Regions from separate parts of the Homo sapiens genome. Here region 2 is linked to region 1. The links are chromatin loops, found by intact Hi-C in ENCODE. Cell type or tissue: dorsolateral prefrontal cortex. All regions are shown on one strand. Each heading gives the region's core, and the rest is flanking DNA. Links, peaks and the distances in the headings are about the cores only. Region 1 has its middle 18 kb from the start of CXCL14. Region 2 holds the start of LOC124901074 (a long non-coding RNA gene).

Region 1 (9,761 bases), core at 897-8,896:
ATTCCACTTCAGTAGAGGAGCAGCAGGGTTGGTTTTCCCCCAACACCAAATACACTGAAGACGCAAAATGACCATGATGTCGTCAAGTTCAACTCAACGCTTTGGTTAGAAGCAAAATGATCTTCTGTTGGGTAAAAAATCAATTCAAAGCTGGATTTCAAATAATCTGCCCCATTTCACAATGAGGACAGAGTTGATATTCCGGGATGAGTGGTAGGCATGTCTAATTAGATGCAGATGAGACTCTGATCTAATATTCAAAGTTTTTCCCCCAGAGCAACGGGGATGATGAAGCAACAAGCTCTTTCTTTCAACCCATTGTTATTTAAAGGCAGTGCTCACACAAGAATCATTTCTAAATCACAAAGGCTTTTTTCCCCTGAAATAATGGCCTGCAAAGATAGACTGGAGTTAGGTATTCACATCGGTACAGCCAAAAAAAATGTCATAAGCCAAGAAAAGTACGAGACAAAGCATACCCTTCAATTCATTTATAGCTACTAGGGTACCAATCCTGCTGATTCCACATATTTTGAGGGGAGCAAAGTTTAACCAACACAATAGCAACAACCGCACTTTCTTTCTCACCAAACTCCACTATAAGTCCTGTTTTGCAGATGAAGAACTTAAGGTTTAGAGAAGCTAAATTGTCCTGGGCAGTGTTAAAAGTTTTGGACACTCCTAGGTTGGATGACCACATATTCTGGTTGGCCTGAGACAGTCCTGGTTTATGGTAATTGACCCAATGCAATTATGAAGAATGTTCCCTTTCACTCTCAAAAGAGTCCGAGTATGGCTGATATACTGTATAATCACCCCACTGACAGGGCCTAGCAGAAAAGTATATATGACGGCTAAGGAATGATCAGTCAACCTCTCCGCTTGGATCACCAACTCGTAAGTGAGTTTGGGCCCTTTAGAAGTTATGGTAACTCTTTAACCCCATAGAGTACCCTAAAATCCCCTGTTCCAGCCTGGCCTGCCTTCCCTGCAGCCTGGATCTGATGTTGTCAGATTGTTCGCTGGGAGGCACCAGGTATTTTGGAGACTCATCTGTTGAATGAAGAACTAAATAAAAAACACTGTCCCTCTCTCCATGTGTCTGCCCATATGAGATTCCCCAGACGATTTAAGCATCAGGTTCTGGTTTCAAGAAAATAAAAGTCAGCCAGGCAGCTGCACTTCCAAGAGGACTGAGGCAAACTTTTCCTTGACAATGTGGTTGGCATGTGCTTTAAGTGAGGGATTAGCTACTTCAGAGGAGTGGTAATGCGATATGGGCCTTTGACATCCTATTCCAATTCAAGGAGGCTGTAGAAGGCTGAAGCATGCCAAGAAGGTTGGGGGATCCTTCCAGACCCAAAGGCGCAGCTCCCTCCCCACCTTGCCGAGGACTCCCTAACTCTGGAGTGTTAGCCCACCAGAAGGCTACTCACTTGCTCCTTTCCCTGAGCCTGAAGGAGCTGGGGTGAAAGAGAGGGCACAGACCTAAGATGCAGCCATGGGGTCCCTGCTGGTGTCACAGCCTCTCTGAGCCACCTGGAGCCAGGCAGCTCTGGGGTGGCCCCTGAACCCTTCAGGTTTACCGCCTCAATTTTCCTCTCTGTGTTTAGCCCAGGGCCAGAGCATCGTTCTTGGGACTTTAGGAAATGTCCAGTTGCCACTGTCTTACCTGGATGCCCACCCACTCCAGATGCTAGGGGTTTTCTGCACTTCCCTGGAAATCTATTCCAATGGCTTCTCATGGGAACAGATACACAAAGGGGCGCAGACCCCCAGCCCAATGTCCACCCCCAGCTGTCTGCAGAGCTGTCCTCAACCCTCTCCTTCAAAGTCTAGGGGCCCGTGGATAAAATAATTTCTCCCAGTCCCAACTTTACAACTATAGTATTAAATGAGATAAATGTCTCAACACAGAAAGTAGGCAGTAAATAAATGGTAGTTGTTATTATTATTATTACTATTATTATTATTATCATCTGCCTTTAAAATGTCCAAGAGAAACTTTAGTTTTATATCCTATAAAATCTGGATTAACCAACCTGGATTAACTTTACGTTTGTGTTTTTTTTTTCCTGAGACAAAGTCTTGCTCTGTCACCCAGGCTGGAGGGCAATGGTGCAATCTCAGCTCACTGCAACCTCCGCCTCTCAGGTTCAAGTGATTCTCCTGCCTCAGCCTCCAAAGTAGCTGGGATTACAGGTGCATGCCACCACACCCAGCTAATTTTTGTATTTTTAGTTGAGATGGGGTTTCGCCATGATGGCCAGGCTGGTCTAGAACTCCTGACCTCAAGCGATCCACCCGCCTCAGCCTCCCAAAGTGCTGGCATACAGGCTTGAGCCACCGTGCCCGGCCAACATTACATTTATAAGGCATAAAAAGGCCAAACTTGAAGAACGTATCTACCAAGAGAGGAATCTGAAACCTTCTGTGACCTTGGGCAAACTTCCATGCCTGTTTCATCACCTCCAAAATAAGAATAATAATAGTGCTTAATTTCAAAGAATTTCTTGAGACACTAAATGAGACCATTCAAATAGAATATCTAGCACTTTGTGTAGCATATAATAAGCACACAGTGAATAATAGTTAATAATAATAAATTTGTGTTTCTTAAAAAATGTATTTAACAGTCCAAGGAATCTTAAACCTGGGGGAAGAAATACCTTAGAATCTAGTCCCACCTTATATCCACTAGAAAAATTTCTTTGAAGCTGTAAATTTTTTAACTGCTTTTGAACTCTGGGCCCCCTTGAAAAGCTGATGAATGCTATGATTCCTTTTCCCTGAAAAAAAAAAATGCCCAGTATATTTTGCAAACCATTTCAGGAGATTCTTAGACTTCCCTGATGTCATCCTTATGGCTCCTTGGACCCTGTGTGAGTAATTCCTGCCTTAGACAATCCCAGGTAGGGCATCCAGAGGTGGCTTGGATATCTCCAGTAACAGGAGCCTCACAGCTCAAAAAGCAGCTCACTCTATGATTGGAAAAGTCCACATGCTAAAAAGTGTTAGGATTAAATCAGGACACTAAAAGATGCTTCCTGAGTTCCATCCTCAGAGCTACACAGAGGTAGCACAATGCCTATTTCAGGTACCAGCCCTTGACATGTTCAGAAGGCAGAGGCCATGCTGGGACATACCTGACCTTCTCCTGAGCTAACCCTGCTGTCCTCTCAGCCATTCTAGGTGATGGTGTCCAGGCCCCTGCCTTCCAGGTCACCCTCCCAAACCACCTGCTGTGTGGCTGTGGCTCATTTTCTTTGTCCTGGACACAGTACTTTTATTAACCCCATCTAAGTCTGCTAATGTTCTCAGCCACCAAGTCACATCCATTAAGCAAGCATTTAATAGGTCCCCAAGGCCTCATCACACAAGAGCAGAGTTTCATGCCACACGTATCTCCACTCCAATCTTACGCTGGGGTAATTGATCCTTTGAAGCTAGCCCTACCACTTTACATATGCCCCAATTAATCTTACCAGTTTTTTTCCTGTCACTTCAACCTTTGGGAAGTATTTGGAATTCACATTCTATCACCCAGTGTACTGAAAATGTTTGCAAATCTCTTAGAGGGTAAGGAGATCAATGAAACTTGTGCATCTCCCTGGGTTAAGCTTGGGACAAGGTGCCTTACCCAAGTTCTCATTCAATCTTCACATCAACCTTTTGACATCTATACTTCCGTCCTTGTCTTATACGTAAGAAAACTGAGTCTGATGGAGATTCAATCACTTGCATAAAGATACCCAGCTACCAGAGAGCCATGCCAGGATTTCAACCCAGGCCTGTCTGAGCCTCACTATTTTACCACACCTCAGCATTAACACATTAAACCGCATTGTTATAGATATGTGTGTTTCTCCAACTAGGATGTAGGATCCCTAACAATAGTGAATAGACTTTGTCTCAGAATTCCTAGCCCCTGTGAGTCCCTAGCACAGAGTAGGTGTTTTACAACTGCTGGGAGGAGGGAGAACAAGGAAAGCGGTCAGTTGGGGCTAGCAAGCTGGGAGGATGCTTCTTGGAACTGAGCCCTGATGTCCAGGTTCTTCTTTTAGAGCATATATTCAACTCTGTGAATCATTAGGAAATGTTATCATCCACACATGACCAGAAGGTTCTGGGACCCTCCCACCCAGGACATGCCAGCCCTAAAATTGTGACATTCATTCACCCGAGTCATTGGAAAGCTGACCTGAAGGGTGTCCTACGTCCCTCCCACACCTGGGTACCTCCCTGAGCCCAGCAGGTAGACTCTCCCCAAGGTGCCCCCCACTTCCCCACCCCACAGCAGCCTTCCTCCGTGCAGGCGGCTGTGTGGTGGGAGGGAGAAGGTTCGGGAAGCCTTTGACTTGAGATTTCTCAAAAGCTCTTGAAGGGACACTGAAATTCCTAACTCACTCTTTTTCAAACAGATTCTTGAGTGAACTCATAGAACTTTTGATACTGAGGAATCGGCCTAAGGAGAAGAGGCTTACTGTGAAATGACCAAACGCCACCACTGGTTTCCAACCACCATCTGGGTGCTGAACAGAGTTCTTCTGTCCACACAGCACCGCTTTTCCGTGCACACACCCCTCATGGCGTCCAACCGCGACTATGGCCTGTTTCTTTTCCAACAGGCTGCAAGGCTTTAATTCTGCGGAAAACCGTCAAGCAGCAGCTCCACTAAACACATCTCTGTGCATTAACAGGAAGTGCAGGGAAAGGCAGTCCGGGCCCAGAGCTCACATTAAGGAGAAAGGTCGAAAGCGCCATCTTGTGGTGCCTTTGCAACTTGCGTGCCGCTTGGCGCCTGAGGTGGGTGCCCTGAGGAGGGGAAGGCAAGGTGGAACAGAGGGACTTCCCCTTTTAACCCAGTTATTGATCATAAAAACCAAAGTAGAATGCTTCCTCGCTGCACAATCTAACCCTCGGAACTAACAAAGAAACTATAATGTATCGGATAAGAGCACAGTTCTAGAATCAGAAAGCGCTGCCTAGGTTTGAATCCTGGCTTGGCCATTTACAAACCATGCAACTTTGGTCAAAGTCCCGCTTGGAGACTCAGTTTCTCTAGTAGTTAAATGAGGATAATAACTGGGCCTATCTCGTAGGGTAGTTAGAAGGACTAAACCTAATCATGCACATAAATGCTTAGCACAGTCCCTGAGTGCCTACAGTCCCTTAGCATGCACATTACTATATTTCTGTTTTATGACACCACTGATGGTAAGAAGCAGCATCAATTTAATATAAGATGGAGGTAGGCGTGGGGCTGCGGAGGGCTGGTAATCCACTACCTACAATACGCACATTTATTAGAAGGCATATTTTGATTTAAGAGATGTTAAAATAGGAAGAGGAGACAGATCATTTTAGATCTTAGATCTTGCTGCACTGTGAGAGCAACTGAGTCACGTGGGCTGCCCTGCACTGAATCTGAGAACACAACACATCACCCTCAAGGCTGGCACTCCTCTCAAAGGTAGAAAATGCAGTCAACAGTCACCTTCTTAGGTGCCCGAGGGAAGGATTTCGTCCATTCCTGCTACCCTCTGATTGGGCATGCACCTCTGGGAGGGAGTGATCGAGCCCCAGGAACCCACAGTTACCCTTATTTCCCCACAGTTGGGTGGCTGGGTAATTGGTAGCTGCTGATAATTACAGGTGGGTAAAAAAGTAGCTACAGGGCAGAGATCAGGAGGGGCCTGAAGACTAGGAAAAGATAAAAATGAAAGAAGGGAAAGAGGCTCTTGCCTTGTGCCAGGCACAGTGCACAGGGAGGATTAGGGATTTTCCAACATTTCTAGGAAGACATTCGGAATGCCACTTGGTGACTCTCCTCCCATTTCAAAAGCTACAGGGCTACAGGGCAACCATGCCCAGGTAAAATGCCTTTATATTAATCAGATTTACTTAACCCTAGTAGGTATGACTATTGTGGCTGTCCTCAAAACTAACAGTTAATGAAACTTACTCCATGCCAGGTAGAGTGACAAGCACATTGTTTTATGTAACCTGCACAACCAGCCTGGGAAGTGGGCACTGCTGTAATCTCCGTTTCACAGAACAGGACGTTGACGTCCAGAGAAGCTCGGTAACTCACCCTCCTCTTCATCCAGCATCCCTCTCTTCCCCGTGAGGCCCAGGGGAGCTGTAAATCATGATTCCATGCACTCTGATGCTAGCCACAGGACTTGGGTGCACATGACCCAGGTTGGCCAATCAGAGCCCAGGATCCTTCCCCCAGCACATTGATTGGCTCAGATATGGACACCTGACCCAAGAAAGCCAGTGAGAGACTTCACAAGATTTACTAGATGGAAGCTGGAAAAACAGGCCTGTTTTCTCTTTGGGTCCCAAGCCGTAAAGACTTGAACTCAGAGAACCAGAAGTTTGTTTTGAGGTCCTGTGAAGAAAACCTGCCTGAGACCAAAGCCAACACACAGAAGGAATCAGAGCAGAGAAATGGAGTGACGGGATTAAGACCGCATGGGTTAGCCCCTGGATCTCGCTTTGCCTTGTACAGCCCTTCTCAGTTTATAGGAGCCAACTCATTCTGTTTTTGCCTAAGTTAGAGTCAAACCCCTCAGTCTAATAAATAAAGGCAAAAAAGAAAAACTGGTTAAAGCCCCGTTGCAAAAAATAAGTAACTTTATAATTACATCAACTTTATCATTAACAAGGCTTTAAAAAACAAGTACCTATGAATAACAGCCCCCAATGGATTCAAAATTGAAATAATCACATAATGTAACAAGGTTTAAAGCCATGGATTTGAACCTAATAGAGTAAAATAAAAAGCTAGCGTGGAAGGAAGATCTCCATTAGGAGTGATTGCTGAGCATAACAGAACCCTTTCTGGGTGTTTTGTGTTATCAAATATCTCTCTGCAGCAACTCTTTCCAGTGTGGTATTATAGAAATATCTTCAGGAATTGCTGAATAAGCCCTTTAAGTGAACAATGCCATTTCTAGGAGTCTATCCTCAGGGAAGACTTTCAGTGGAAGAAATTGATAGCTGCATGGAGATGTTCACTGAAGCATCATTTACCACAGGTAAAAATAAATAAATAAAAATAAAAGGAAACTGAATACTCAAAGGTCAGGATACAAGTAAGTATATTATAGCACACAATTTTACTAAGTATATGTAGCTAGTGAAACTATTCGTGTGAAAACTGTAGAAATGTTTATTCAAATATTTGTTGAACACCAATAATAATTTGCTGCGTTTTGATTATGGGCTGTTTTGCATGCTTCCTGACATTTCATCCTGGAATCATTTAAATGTTAGGTAGTTTTTTTTACAATCCTTTTTTAGGCGAGTAATCTAGGGCTTAGAGAAATTTATAACTTTTTGATGAAAGTGGCAGACGAAGGATTTGAACCTAGTAGTCTGAGTGCAAACTCTAGACACATGCCCATTCTGCTGCACACCACAAACCAGGTGAGCTGCTGAGAGAGCCTCCTAAGTTATGCGTATAGGCAGCGCATGGCCTTTGTGGGAGCTGCTTTGTCTGTTCAGATGTCCTTTCTGGCTCACGTTCTAGGGGGAGGCGGCGGAAGGGGGTTTTATTCAGCATCTACCAGGGGCCAGGCCCTGTACTAGGTACTTGGTTTCCACTGTCTAATTTTTCCTTTGCAGTGATCCCTAGGGGGGAGATGTCACAATCCCTTTCCATTTATAAGGAAGATCGAGACGTTTGCTCAAGGTCAGGGGCACCAGCCCCTTATTCACATGTGTAACCAGCAGATGAACAGGGGAAACCATGGAGACCCGCTCAGTCAGAGCAGAGTATAGGGAGCTGGGAATGGTCTGCGGTAGTGGGCGGAGAGGGGGCTTTCAAAGATGGGCAGAAGGGTATCTGCACTATAAATCAAGGGTGGGCACAATGGAGAGAACAACTATATTATATAAATGGCTACCGTTATTGCCTTCATACACTATGCCAACAGTATCCATGATTATCTCACCTCATCCTAATAATTGGCCTCCAATCCAGGCGTTATTATTCCATTTTACAGATTAGGACACCCAACAAGTCAGTGACACACCAGCCTACAAAGCTAAGTAAAGATCCATCCTCTCTCCACTGCAGCAGGCAGCCTCCCCAGCACCCAGCAAGCGCCACCCCTGGAGGGTTGAGTCTGTGGTGTGTGTCTGAGCACTGGGAATGGAGGGGGCTGGGATGGTGTACCCCATGCGGCTCCTAGGGTCCCAAGATTCCAAACAGCAGCAGCACAGCTGGTGAGAGACAGTAGCCTAGTGCCCCTCTAATTGTCCCTCTTTGTGGTGTTCAGTTAAGGACTCAGAAGAAACCAATCTTTGTATCTTTTCATGGTTAAAATTCTACATAGAACTGAAACCTGAAAGCAGCCACCAAGCCAGTCTTTGTTGGGTTTCTAGGCAGTAAGGACGCTGCATCTCAACACTTAGCACTCTGAGAGAAAGGGACTCGGTGATTCAAAGGGGAACTCAACAAGAGCCTTTTTCTCCCAAGTCCTGGCAATTTCCGACTCACTTTTAATCCCCGGAAAAAACGTTGGATCCATTTTCTCCTCCACATCGCATGGTTGTTCCTTTGAGTTCAGAAACTGTTGGCAGAAGATTTTCATGAGTAATTGAGCAGTTCCCATTTTCTACCCCATTCTAGTAGAATCAGCCGGTTTTTTTAGAACACCAAAAGGCTCATTTTTGGAAAAATTCAATACACTCAGAAAGTTTTTTTAAATTCAAGTGCCTGGAAATCAAAGAAATCGACGCGTTGTAGTTTCACAAACAAGCCTCAACTGCAGTCCTCAAAAATAAGGTGAAAGGCAGTGATATGGTTTGGCTGTGTACTCACCCAAATCTCATCTTGAATTGTAGTTCCCATAATCCTCACGTGTTGTGGGAGGGACCTGGTGGGAGGTAATTAAATCACGGGGGTGGGTTTTTCCCTTGCTGTTCTCATGATAGTGGGTAGGTCTCATGAGATCTGATGGTTTTGTAAGGGGCAGTTCCCCTGCACATACTCTCTTGCCTGCTGCCATATAAGACGTGCCTTTGATCCTCCTTCACCTTCCTCCATGATTGTGAGGCCTCCCTAGCCATGCGGAACTGTGAGCCCATTAAACCTCTTTTTCTGTACAAATTACCCCTCCTCAGGTATGTCTTTATTAGCAGCTTGAGAAGAGACTAATACAGGCAGGTTTCTGAAGAAGCCACTCAGTGGAAGTGAGTTTAATATACTTGTCCTAAAAGAGCATATTTATCCCAAAAGTCCATTCTCCAGATATGCTCTCCCAGATAGGAAAGGGAGTGTTTCCAGCTCAATGAAGAATAAGCAGCTTCTAAAAGCAAAGATCTCTTGCTTTCTCTGGGCCTGGAATTCCTCTCTGGGCCAATCATCATCATGTCATCATCATCATCATCATCAAAACTATCATTTCTAGAGCTGCTAAAATATGCCAGACCCAGCCTGAAATATGTGACTATTTCATGAAACCCTCCAGCTTTCCAGATAATAGGAATACTTGTCCCTATTCTGCAGATGAGGAACCTAAGGCTCTGAGGCTCTGAAGAACCACATATCTAACAGGTGGCAAAGTAAGGAGTCAAGCCAAAGCTGCCAGGCTCCAGATGAATTCTCTTTGCCCCAACATCCGGCACCCCTACTCTTCTCCAAAGCATGGGCTCAGCTAGTGAGAAGATCTATGAGTCTGTAGGTCAGACTGATGTTGAGGTAGGAAATGTTCCTCCTCCTCTTCAAGAAGCTTTCAGTTGACCCA
Region 2 (9,761 bases), core at 645-8,644, 330 kb before region 1:
TGTCTCAAGCCACTTCCCTTCCCATCCCCACAATCCTCACCACCGACTCTGGCTCTTGGCAGGTAGGCTTCTGGGGCTGCTTGGCTCTACATCATTTGAGTCACTCTGTCCTTATCAACTTTCATCCCCACAGTATTTTTCCTGTGAACAGCCATGCAACCAAACCACGGCAGGCAACGCGCTGACATTTCTGAAGAGTCTTCTGGAAATTTTCCAGAAAGAAAAGATGAGAGGGATGAGAGGCAAGATATGAAGATGAAATATTATTTATCCTATTTATTAAATTTAAAAAGCTTTCTCTTTAAGTTGCTACAATTTAAAAATCAAGTAAGCTACTCTAAATCAGTATCAGTTGTGATTATTTGTTTAACATTGTATGTCTTTATTTTGAAATAAATACATATGTGGAAAAAACAACATGAGCTGGTCTCTTGGCAATTATTCATTTCTTGCTGCTCAGAACAAAGAAAGCTACAAGTGTTGTTAAGGGGAAGAATAGATCAGAGACTCCTGTAGGAGTCTCTGTGATAAGACTCCTGATGCTGAATACAGACCCTCAGGCTCATAGGCTGTGGCTGGAGCTGCAGGAGGGCTGCAGGGAGCAGTTACAAAGAATGTCTATGAGGACCATCTGAGGGTTGCCACTAGGGGAGGCTGAAGGCATGTCTGACACTGCTAAGAGGGCTAGGGTCCTGAGAAACTGGCCTTGTGCCTGAAAGAGGAGAAGGCAGCAGCTTGGAAGTGGGAGACTGCTCAAGAATGTGGGCATGCAGAATAAATGCTTAATAATTAAGTGCTTAACCCACTAGTTATGGTAGGAAGTAGATATTATTATTATGCATTTCTGTTTTATATATACTGAAACCAAAGCTTAGAAAGTCTGCATGGCATTCCCAAGATCCCACAGGTGGTGAGATTTAGAAGAAGGATTCACCCCTCGTGCTCTCTGCTTCCAAACCCTTTGCTGTTTGCATTCTGCCCCTTTCTTATTCTCTTTATACCAAGGGTGTGCATTGTGCTTCTTCCAACCACAGCCTGAGGGTAAAATAGACCCATCATAATTCCAGTCCACACTCTCATATCCAGAAACCTAGGGAGTCAGGTTTCAGAATTCAAGCTTTTTAGCCTTTTAGAAAGTTAAAACAATCCACGTGCCATATATTACATAACACCCACAGCAGGGCCTGGGGCAAGTTTCCATAATTAAACATATCAATTCTGCAACAGTCACTGAAATGGTCAGGTTTTGCAGCCAAATGAGTCCTAACAAATCTTGAGTTTTCGCAGCTGTTTGGATTTCAGAATAATGATAAGAAATTAGTAAGCTGCATTAACAAAACAGCCTTTCTCTAGCTCATGCCCTATTTAACAAGGGAGGTGGGGGTGGGGGGCACTCTTACGAAGACATTTTATGTGGGGCTGGGCTGGGTGTCTCCAGGAGGGATAAAGGTTTCTGTAGCTTCCTGGACAGCCAGCCACATGGAGTTCCAGATCACAGCTGAAGGGCCTTCTCTTCTCCTCTCCTCCATGTGGGTTTTCTGAATGACTGGCGCCAGACATAGTTGAATCATGTGACACTATGTGGTTTACCACCTGTGGCATGGGGAGACACCAGCCCAAGCAGGATCCCAGCAGGGACAGATACTGATGGTTGGTGATGGTTTCAGAATATAACTCGGAAATGCAATGTCTTGCCAGAGGAGACGGGCAGAGACGAGCTTCCACTCACTGATGCAGATTAATCACCAGCATAGCTTGGTGCTTTCCCTAGGCTTTTCTGCAAAAGTCACATAACCTGCAGTGTTCATTCCTGCAGGCAAGCTCCAAGGAGGGTTCACTTACAGTAAAGTGTGCTATAATTACCATCTTCTCTGTGCCAGGAGAGTTGAGATTCATCAAGAAGCCACCCTGGAGAAAGGAGAACTAATATTTATTGTTTACTCTGTACCAGGCAGTCCTCTAAGCCTATTTTGTAGAATATCTGGTTGGATCCTCACAACAACCCCATGAGATATTTATATAATTGTTGTATGTAATTTTTCCCACTGCACAAATGAGATAAGTAGGCCCAACGAGGTTGCATAACTTGGCCAGAAGCACGTTGCTCACAAGCAGTGAAGTTGCTACCCTCTCCAGGTTGCCAGGCCCCAGGCAGAGTTGTTTCCAGCAGATTCCAGATCAAAGCACACACTGCAGGCCAAGATGTGGCCAGCCATAAAGCTAGCTTGCCCATCTATCCATCCATCCCTCCCTCTTTACATCCACCCAGTTTGAAGCAGGAAGATGCTGTGATGTTCAAACCTCACAATTCCTCTCCTCCCATTGTCACATTGTCACTCTGCTTCATTGACCCCAGACCAAGACCTCCCTTTCTCTGCAAAGGAAGGCCTCAGCAGAAACTCAAAGAGGACCTAAAGGTCTTCATTCTTTATTTTTATCACTTTAAAAACATGGCTTTAGCTAGGCACAGTGGCTCATGCCTAAAATCCCAGCACTTTGGGAGGCTGACGCAGGCTGATCACTTGAGCCCAGGAATTTGAGATCAGCCTGGTCAATATGGTGAAACCCAGTCTCTATGAAAAATACAAAACTTAGCTGGGTATGGTGACATGCAACTGTAGTCCCAGCTACTCGGAGTCTGAGATGGGAGGATCACTTGAGCCTAGGAGGTCGAGGGTGCAGTAAGCCATGATTGCACCGCTACACTCCAGCCTGGGCAACAGAGCAAGATCCTGTCTTAAAAAAAAACAAACAACAACAACAGCAGCAACAACAACAACAGCAAACAGATGGCTTCATTGAGATACGCTTCATATACCACATGCAATACAATTCATCCATTTGAAGCGTATAATTCAATATATTTTAGTACATTGGCAGGTTGCACAACCCTCACTTTTTAAACTGTGTCATATTATCTGTAAATAGAGGTAACTGACTTCTTTTTTTCCAACTTGGATGCCTTTTCTTTCACTTCCTTGGCTAATTTCTGGCTAGAACTTCCAATACAATGTTGAATAGAAGTGGTGAGAGTACACATTCTTGTTTTGTTCCTGATTTTAGTGGGAAAGGATCCAGTCATTCACGATTAAATATTAATATGATGTGAGCTGTGGACTTTTCATAAATGCTCAGTATCAGGCTGAGAAAATTCCCTTTTATTCTCAGTCTGTTGAGCACTTTTATCATGAATGAGATTGGACTGTGTCTGATGTATTTTCTGCACTTATTGGTATAGAGGTTATTGATACAGAAGTTAATTCTTGGCTTTAGAGTTTCCAGTGGTAACCTTCCTAGCCCTGGGATAGAAAGTAACTCCTTGGACTATGGAAGAGAAGTCCGAGAGGAGAGGATGATGGCAGACACTATTGAGTTCCCTGGAGAAGAGCTCTCTGCCTGGCCCCCAGCAGAGCCTCGGGGTAGAGGGCAGAACTCCTGGGGAGGGTAGAAAACCAAGAGTGAAGGGCACATGAGCTGTATCCCCTGAATGGCCTGGGAGATGACACGAAAAGAGAATGCCTCTTGCCACCACACCTAAGGTGTGGTATAGGGAGGACCACCCACTGGCCCTAGGAAGCTGGGCTTGATGCAGCCCCCTGAATAGTTTCAACGGAGAAACCAAAGATTTTCACACAGGGCAGAGAGGGGCACTGATGTGTCTTGGAGGATGGTAAGGCTGGAGAGGCCTTGGGATGGGCACATATGTCAGGCTCGGACCACGGGACAGGGACCAAATGGGACTGAAGATGCTTATACAGAAGCCACCCTGGAGGGAAAGCCATGCCCAGGACTAGCCAGGAAGAACACCAGGGTAGGACAGAGCACCTCCCAGGACCCTGAAGCCTCTCCCTAAATCCCAAACCTCCCAGATCTAAAGTCAACCCCAGGGGAAGGTGGAGAAGGAAAAAATCTTGAACTGGGCATTTAACTTGGAATTTCGAAGTTTTACCCTGAAATGGCAAAATTATTTTTTTCTGTCATCAGCTTGAAAAAAATCTCAATTTAGTTAATAAAAAATAAAGAAACTTTCATTTATTTGCTGCAGACCTGAGGATGTGATTTAATCACTCAACAGACACTAATAAGTGCACAGTGAGGAGCACGCACTGGACTCAGCGTGCGGTGAGGAAGGCGCTACCGCTGTCCTCAGGATCCACGGGTGCAGGAGCGGGGAAAAACCTGGTCGGTGCTGAGAGGAGACTGGAGGCACGGGGACGTGTTACTTGAGACTGGAGGGAGTGGCTGAGCCCAGAGCTCACTGGCCCCTCCCCATCCTCAGACAGAGGAGTGAAGCAACGTTTCTCTGGGTGGTTTCTGGCTCCCTGGTGCTCATGGTCAGGACTTCTCAGCTGGACCAAACATTTCTTGGAAAGCTCTTTGATGCCAGCCTAGCAGAGTGGGCATTGGGGATCAGAACCTTGGAGGGCTTGAATCAGTGACTCATGAGGCATCCCAGGCATCAGAAGGGCCACGTCAGTGTCTGCACCATCCTAGCCCACGCTTGCTAATTGATGTCCACTTGGAGGTCCAAAGGCCAAACATCTGCAGCTCTCAGGGCTTCACATGCAGAGATGAGGCCCAGGGAACACTGTAGTCATCCTGTGTTCACCTCCTGGAAACAGCAAACAACCCAGACTCAGAGAAGAAGGCAGGCAAAGAACAGAAACCAGAAAAATCACACCAGGCCACCCCTTCCTCTAACCCCTATGTTTTGCACTTTACAGTTTACAAAAACACTTTTGCACTTGATTCTTGTGGAAGCTGTGCAAAGTAGGTAAGGGAGACCAGTGTGGCCATTTTACAGATGGCTCAGGGGGCACTGCTGCCTGCAAGAGCACAGGGGGCACTGCTGCCTGCAAGAGCACAGGTGGCTGATGGCCTGCGTGAAACTGGAACCCAAGGGGAAGGCCTCCCTAATGTGAAGTTCTTGCCACCACAGAGAAGGAAAAGGGCAACGCCAAGGGAGATGGTGAGACCCAGGAAACAGGAAAAGAAGTGTCACGGGGCCCAGGTGTTCTCACCACAGGGCCAAGATCGTGCACTCCCAGACGCGGATTCCTGCGGAGGGTTTAGTTGACCTCTACTGCCACCAAGTGGTGGTTCTGCAGGGTATCAGCCTTTGGGCGAGGGATATGTATATACACACATATATATGTGTGTGTGTGTATATGTACACACACACACACACACATATGTATTTTTTCCCCTGTAGGGCAGCAGTTCTCAAAGAGGACCCACGAGGTCAAAACCACTTTCATAGAACACTAAGATGTTATCTGCTCTTTTCAATCTTATGTTCTCACAAGCATACGGTGGAGTTTCCCAAAGGCTATAATGCAAGTGATAACCCATAGACTAAAAGCAAAAGCAGACAGAGGAACACAATTGCCCTCTGTTTAAGCCAGACTTCGCCGCAAAAACGGAAAACGCAAGTCTTCTCGTTAATTATATTGGTTTAGAAAGAATCGTTATTTTCATAGAATGTTATTTATGTTAAAATGTCATGGGTTTATTATTATACCTAAATGGATAAATATTTTTGAAATTCTGTTTGAATTTCCAGTAATTGTTGGTAAATATATAAGCAGTTGTTCTTCGAGGTCCTTAATAATTTTCAGGAGTGAAAGGGGCTGCTGTTGAGGACTGCTGCTGTATGGTAATGATTTTTGTTCTTCTTTTCATCTTTCCTGGTAAGGCAAATTGGCCAACCCTGAAGCCCCCCAACTCCAAGGCACAGACACCAAAACTGGTGCTTGGCTTGGAATTCTGTTTTGTTTTCATCCTTCTTAAAAATAGGATTCCATTTGTTTAAAGACTTTCCTGACCATGACAACAGAAATTAATGCCTGATACTAAGCTCCCTGAGGGCAGGGTCCCTGCCATTGTCACCCAATGCCTGTAACAGCACTGGCCACAGTCAGACTACACACACACACACACACTCTCTCTCTCTCTCTCTCTCTCTCTCTCACACACACACACACACACACACACATATATATATTTTATATATATATATATATATATATATATATATATATATATATATATATATTTGGTTAAATAGAACCATAATGTGTTGATGGAGGAAGACTCACAAGCTGTTGGCCCAACTATTCCACAAGATTGCCCTCTCCAGAAAAATCTAAGAGGAAGCAGATCCATTGCTGGCTGACCCCTCCCAGATCTGGCTACCTCATGAGATTTGTTTGGGCTGGAGCTGAGTTTCTTCAATAAAGCCGAGTTTCATTCATTGCAGCCCAGGTGCTCCTGAGTGGGAGTGAAGGTGCAGAAGATGTGCTGAGGCATTGTCTGCCCAGCATGGAGGAGGGCGGGGGGAGGGGGTGTGGCAGGGGCTGTTACTCAGAGCTGGGCTGAGGCTGGGCAGCGAGGAAGAGCCAGCCCGCAGCCTGGAAAACAAGTATCCAGCAGGGAGCCCTAGCTCTGCAATAAGGTGTGCTTTTATTTTAAGAAATTATAAAAACAATATATGTGTGCTGTAAAAAAATTAAAACATTACAATAATCACCATCATCAAATCACCATCATTATAGTGATGTACAAAGAAATCACCAACATCAAATTCGGAACTGAAAGCCTTCTCCCAATCCCACATCCCAGAAATAGCCACTATTAAATTTGGTGTGTATCCTTCAAGGGTTTTTCAATGCCCATATAATTACCCATATACGATATATATTTTAAAATGAAAATGAATAACATCATATATGTTATTCTGCCCCTCCATTTCTGCACTTACAATGTTGCTGACATATTTCCATGACAATATATGTGAGATCTATCTCATTCTTTTTAGTGGCTGTTTGTTCAACCCCCTCTTCTATTGATAGGCATTTAGAAACTTTCTGAATTTTCATTATTACAAACAATTCTCAATTAACATGGTCATGCTTGCATTTTTGCCCATTAATTTATGCTTCCTTTATTCTAAACCCTGTTCATTCTTGCTGCTATGCTGAATCTAAGGATTGGGAAGACTCAGCCCTGGCTCTGAAGGGGGGCACAGGCCAGTGAGAAAGAGAGGGTGCACAGACATGACTGTAGCACAGGGAGGGACACAGTGCCAGAGGGGTCACGTTGGTGGAAGGACCATGGATGCTGCTGGAGGGGAGAGAGAGAGAGAAGCAAGGAAGCCCTAACATCTAAGGGCTTAAAGCATCTGAGCTGGGTCGAAAACAGGGAGCATTCCTGTTCCTGGTGATGCTGGGGGTAAGAGTGTCCTGTAGGTTAAAGAAAAGCATAGAGGCAGGGAAGCCTGGAGGGTGTTGGGCACACAGCAGCTGGCCCAGCAGGCTTGTGGGATCACTTGGGAACCCTTTCAGCAACATTTAAATGCCCATTGTATGCCTGGCACTGGATGGGATGGGGGAAATGATGAGAGCACAGGGAACCTGGACCAGAGCAATGGGAGGTGGGTCCAGAAGGGCAGTTCTGATGTGGTTGATGGGAGGCCTTCAATAGCAGTTTCAGACGCCATACTTATGTGTCCCAACAACTTTGTCTTTTTTACACCGTAAAATAGCCATCATCATGGCTGCTGGCGATGTACCCTGGGCTGGACAGCAGGGAAGTGTAGCCTCAGGAAGATTATCAAATGGGATTGGTGGTAAAGTCCTGAGCTGGGGCTCAGGTATGTTGGAGCCTCAGTTCCTTCATCTGTGAACTGGATCAGCAATGCTTCTCTCTGCATGCCTCCTTCTACCATCAAGAGGTGCCATGATGATTAATAGAAACTAGGAAAAGCTCAGACACCTGAAGAAGGTGGTTGTTGCATCTCAGCCTCATCAGGAGCACCCAGTAGAAGACCCCAGTTGGCCTTGTGGACACAGCACCACTTCTAAACAAACTGTGCAAGCATGCCTCGCACCGGGAAATGGTCCAGTTGAGGCAGACTTAAGAAACACATTCTAGGATGTGTTAGAGCAGAGACTTCAGGTCTACCCAGGGATGAACCAGGTGCCAGAAGCATCTCTTCACTCGCATCCTCCGTGCCCACCCAGACCCAGTGATACTGGGGCAGACAGGCAGGCTGGTCTCTCCCATCAATAGAGCCTCTCCAATGCACCAGAATGACATGCCACTGGAGTCCCTCATGGCTGTCCCCACCACCTAGGTCAGCATCTGCTCAGCAAATGTTTGATGACTGAACAAATGAATGAATGTCCCACTGCTGGAGGGTGGGCAGCTTGAACAGTAACTTGCAGAGATACCCAGGGGACCCTGCAGTCCCAGGGGCTGTGAAGGAGAAATATTGAGGAGGGCATGCTGAGGGTTTTATTTCAAGCATGGAACCCTCCGCTCCAGTAACAGGTTTCACACCGAAGAGACGGAACACTTTCAACTCTTTTGCACCATAGAATTGCTTTGGTCTTCGGTCTATTAAGACAGAGATTTTTCAGAGACATGGCCCAAATCACTCAAAGGCAGGGGGTGGTTGGGGAACAGCGTAGTGGAGAAACCAAGGAAGACCTTTTCAAGAGAAAGAAAAAAGAACAAATTTGAGGACATTTCCTTCACTGGGATTTAAGCCAGGGATGGCAAATAGATTCATTTTGTATGACAGTTCTGCACGGCTGGTGGTGGCTGCCACGGCACTGTGCTGAGAAAGACTCTGAGGCGCCACTCAGCTCATCAAGAAAGGGCTCTATGATTGACTAGGAATGCTTGTTGTGGGCACAGAATTGGAAGAGGCTGCAGGGACACAAGCCACATAACAGCAAAATAGCAATGGCCTCCCCACGCGGCTCTAGTAAGGAATAAAATTTAGAACAATGAAGTCACTCTGGAAGCCAGACTGTGGATCAAGTGTTTTGTTTTGTTTTGTTCTCCATGTAAAAATAAGGCCCAGAGAGTGCCCACCCCAACCAAGCCCAGGGCCAAACTCTCTGAAGCAAGTCACCAACGTGTGCCACTGCTCAGGGTGGGAGAACCCCTAGAAGGTTTCTGTCCCTCATCACCCTGTTCAACCACTACGCCCTCTGCTGCCGACCTTAGGCATCTGGGAAAAAAGAAGCCAGGCTGCCCCGGCTCAGTTTCTCTCCTCACCTGTGTGGAGGGGTTTTCCCTCTGGGCCTGCAACACCCACAGAGGCCTGAACAGAGAGAGAGGAATGACAGTGGCCAGGTGCCTCTTGGAAGCTAGGCAGAGGCATCTGACAGAGAAACAATGTGAAGAGGTTTTTAATGCTTTTATTTTGAAACTTAGAGCCAACTCCAGCTCTTCCATGAATTCACAGTGAGTTTACAATGGCCATGGGGGGAGGGTCTATTTTACTCCAGTTTTGTTTTGTTCTGTTCGTTTGTTTGTTACCAGGTGCAGGTCCAAAGCTGGAATAGTTGGTGATCAGTTGACCAATGGTCAGTTGAATCCCTCCAAGGCAGAAGCTCCGCTGCCCCAGCCGGGGTGGGGATGAGAATGCTTGTAATTGTGAAGGAAGGAAGAGGTTCTGAGGACAGCCTGCCTGGCTGAAAGCCCACCTGGTGGAGAGTCTTTCTCTTCAGTAAATTCACATCATGGGTTCTGCAGACACTTTTAGCATTGACCTGTTAATGGGATGAGACCCTGGGAAAAAGGAGGAAAGACAAGAACATCTTCTAACGGGAGTCTTGAAATCTTGGATCTTGGGGTCAAACAACCCATTTGGAGACTGGGTTTGTGAAGCAGTAAGAGGCAAAGTACAGACTGGCAGAGGCTCTCAGGGTTGCCGGGGCTATTTGAAAATGTTCAGCAAAGGTATCATA

What was found. Peaks named below come from ENCODE experiments on the same cell type or tissue, not always from the same donor. Only the 100,000 strongest peaks of a DNase experiment are listed, where the experiment ranks them.
Region 2: a loop joins it to region 1, with 5 times the contacts of the local background. A loop is called at or near these places in 5 of 110 quality-filtered maps.

The regions. Positions count from the first base shown.
Region 1 is chr5:135,555,984-135,565,744 of GRCh38, reverse strand. No RefSeq gene overlaps it. Among named protein-coding and RNA genes, the nearest start is that of CXCL14, 18 kb to the left of the region's middle. RefSeq lists an enhancer at 57-577. In dorsolateral prefrontal cortex, for the core only: CTCF peaks have their summits at 4,544 and 4,764 (motif pointing left); a DNase peak (open chromatin) is centred at 4,744; H3K4me3 peaks cover 388 bases; H3K27ac peaks cover 1,030 bases; H3K27me3 peaks cover 2,643 bases.
Region 2 is chr5:135,882,883-135,892,643 of GRCh38, reverse strand. It overlaps SLC25A48 (solute carrier family 25 member 48), which reads right to left. Exons shown (of 8, transcript NM_001349336.2): 8 at 4,007-4,612. LOC124901074 (a long non-coding RNA gene) reads right to left here and starts at 2,188. Exons shown (of 3, transcript XR_007058947.1): 1 at 1,843-2,188; 2 at 41-202. It overlaps IL9 (interleukin 9), which reads left to right. Exons shown (of 5, transcript NM_000590.2): 5 at 134-398. The coding sequence ends at 253. In dorsolateral prefrontal cortex, for the core only: CTCF peaks have their summits at 659 (motif pointing right), 4,887 and 5,088 (motif pointing left); DNase peaks (open chromatin) are centred at 5,063 and 8,621; H3K27me3 peaks cover 1,344 bases.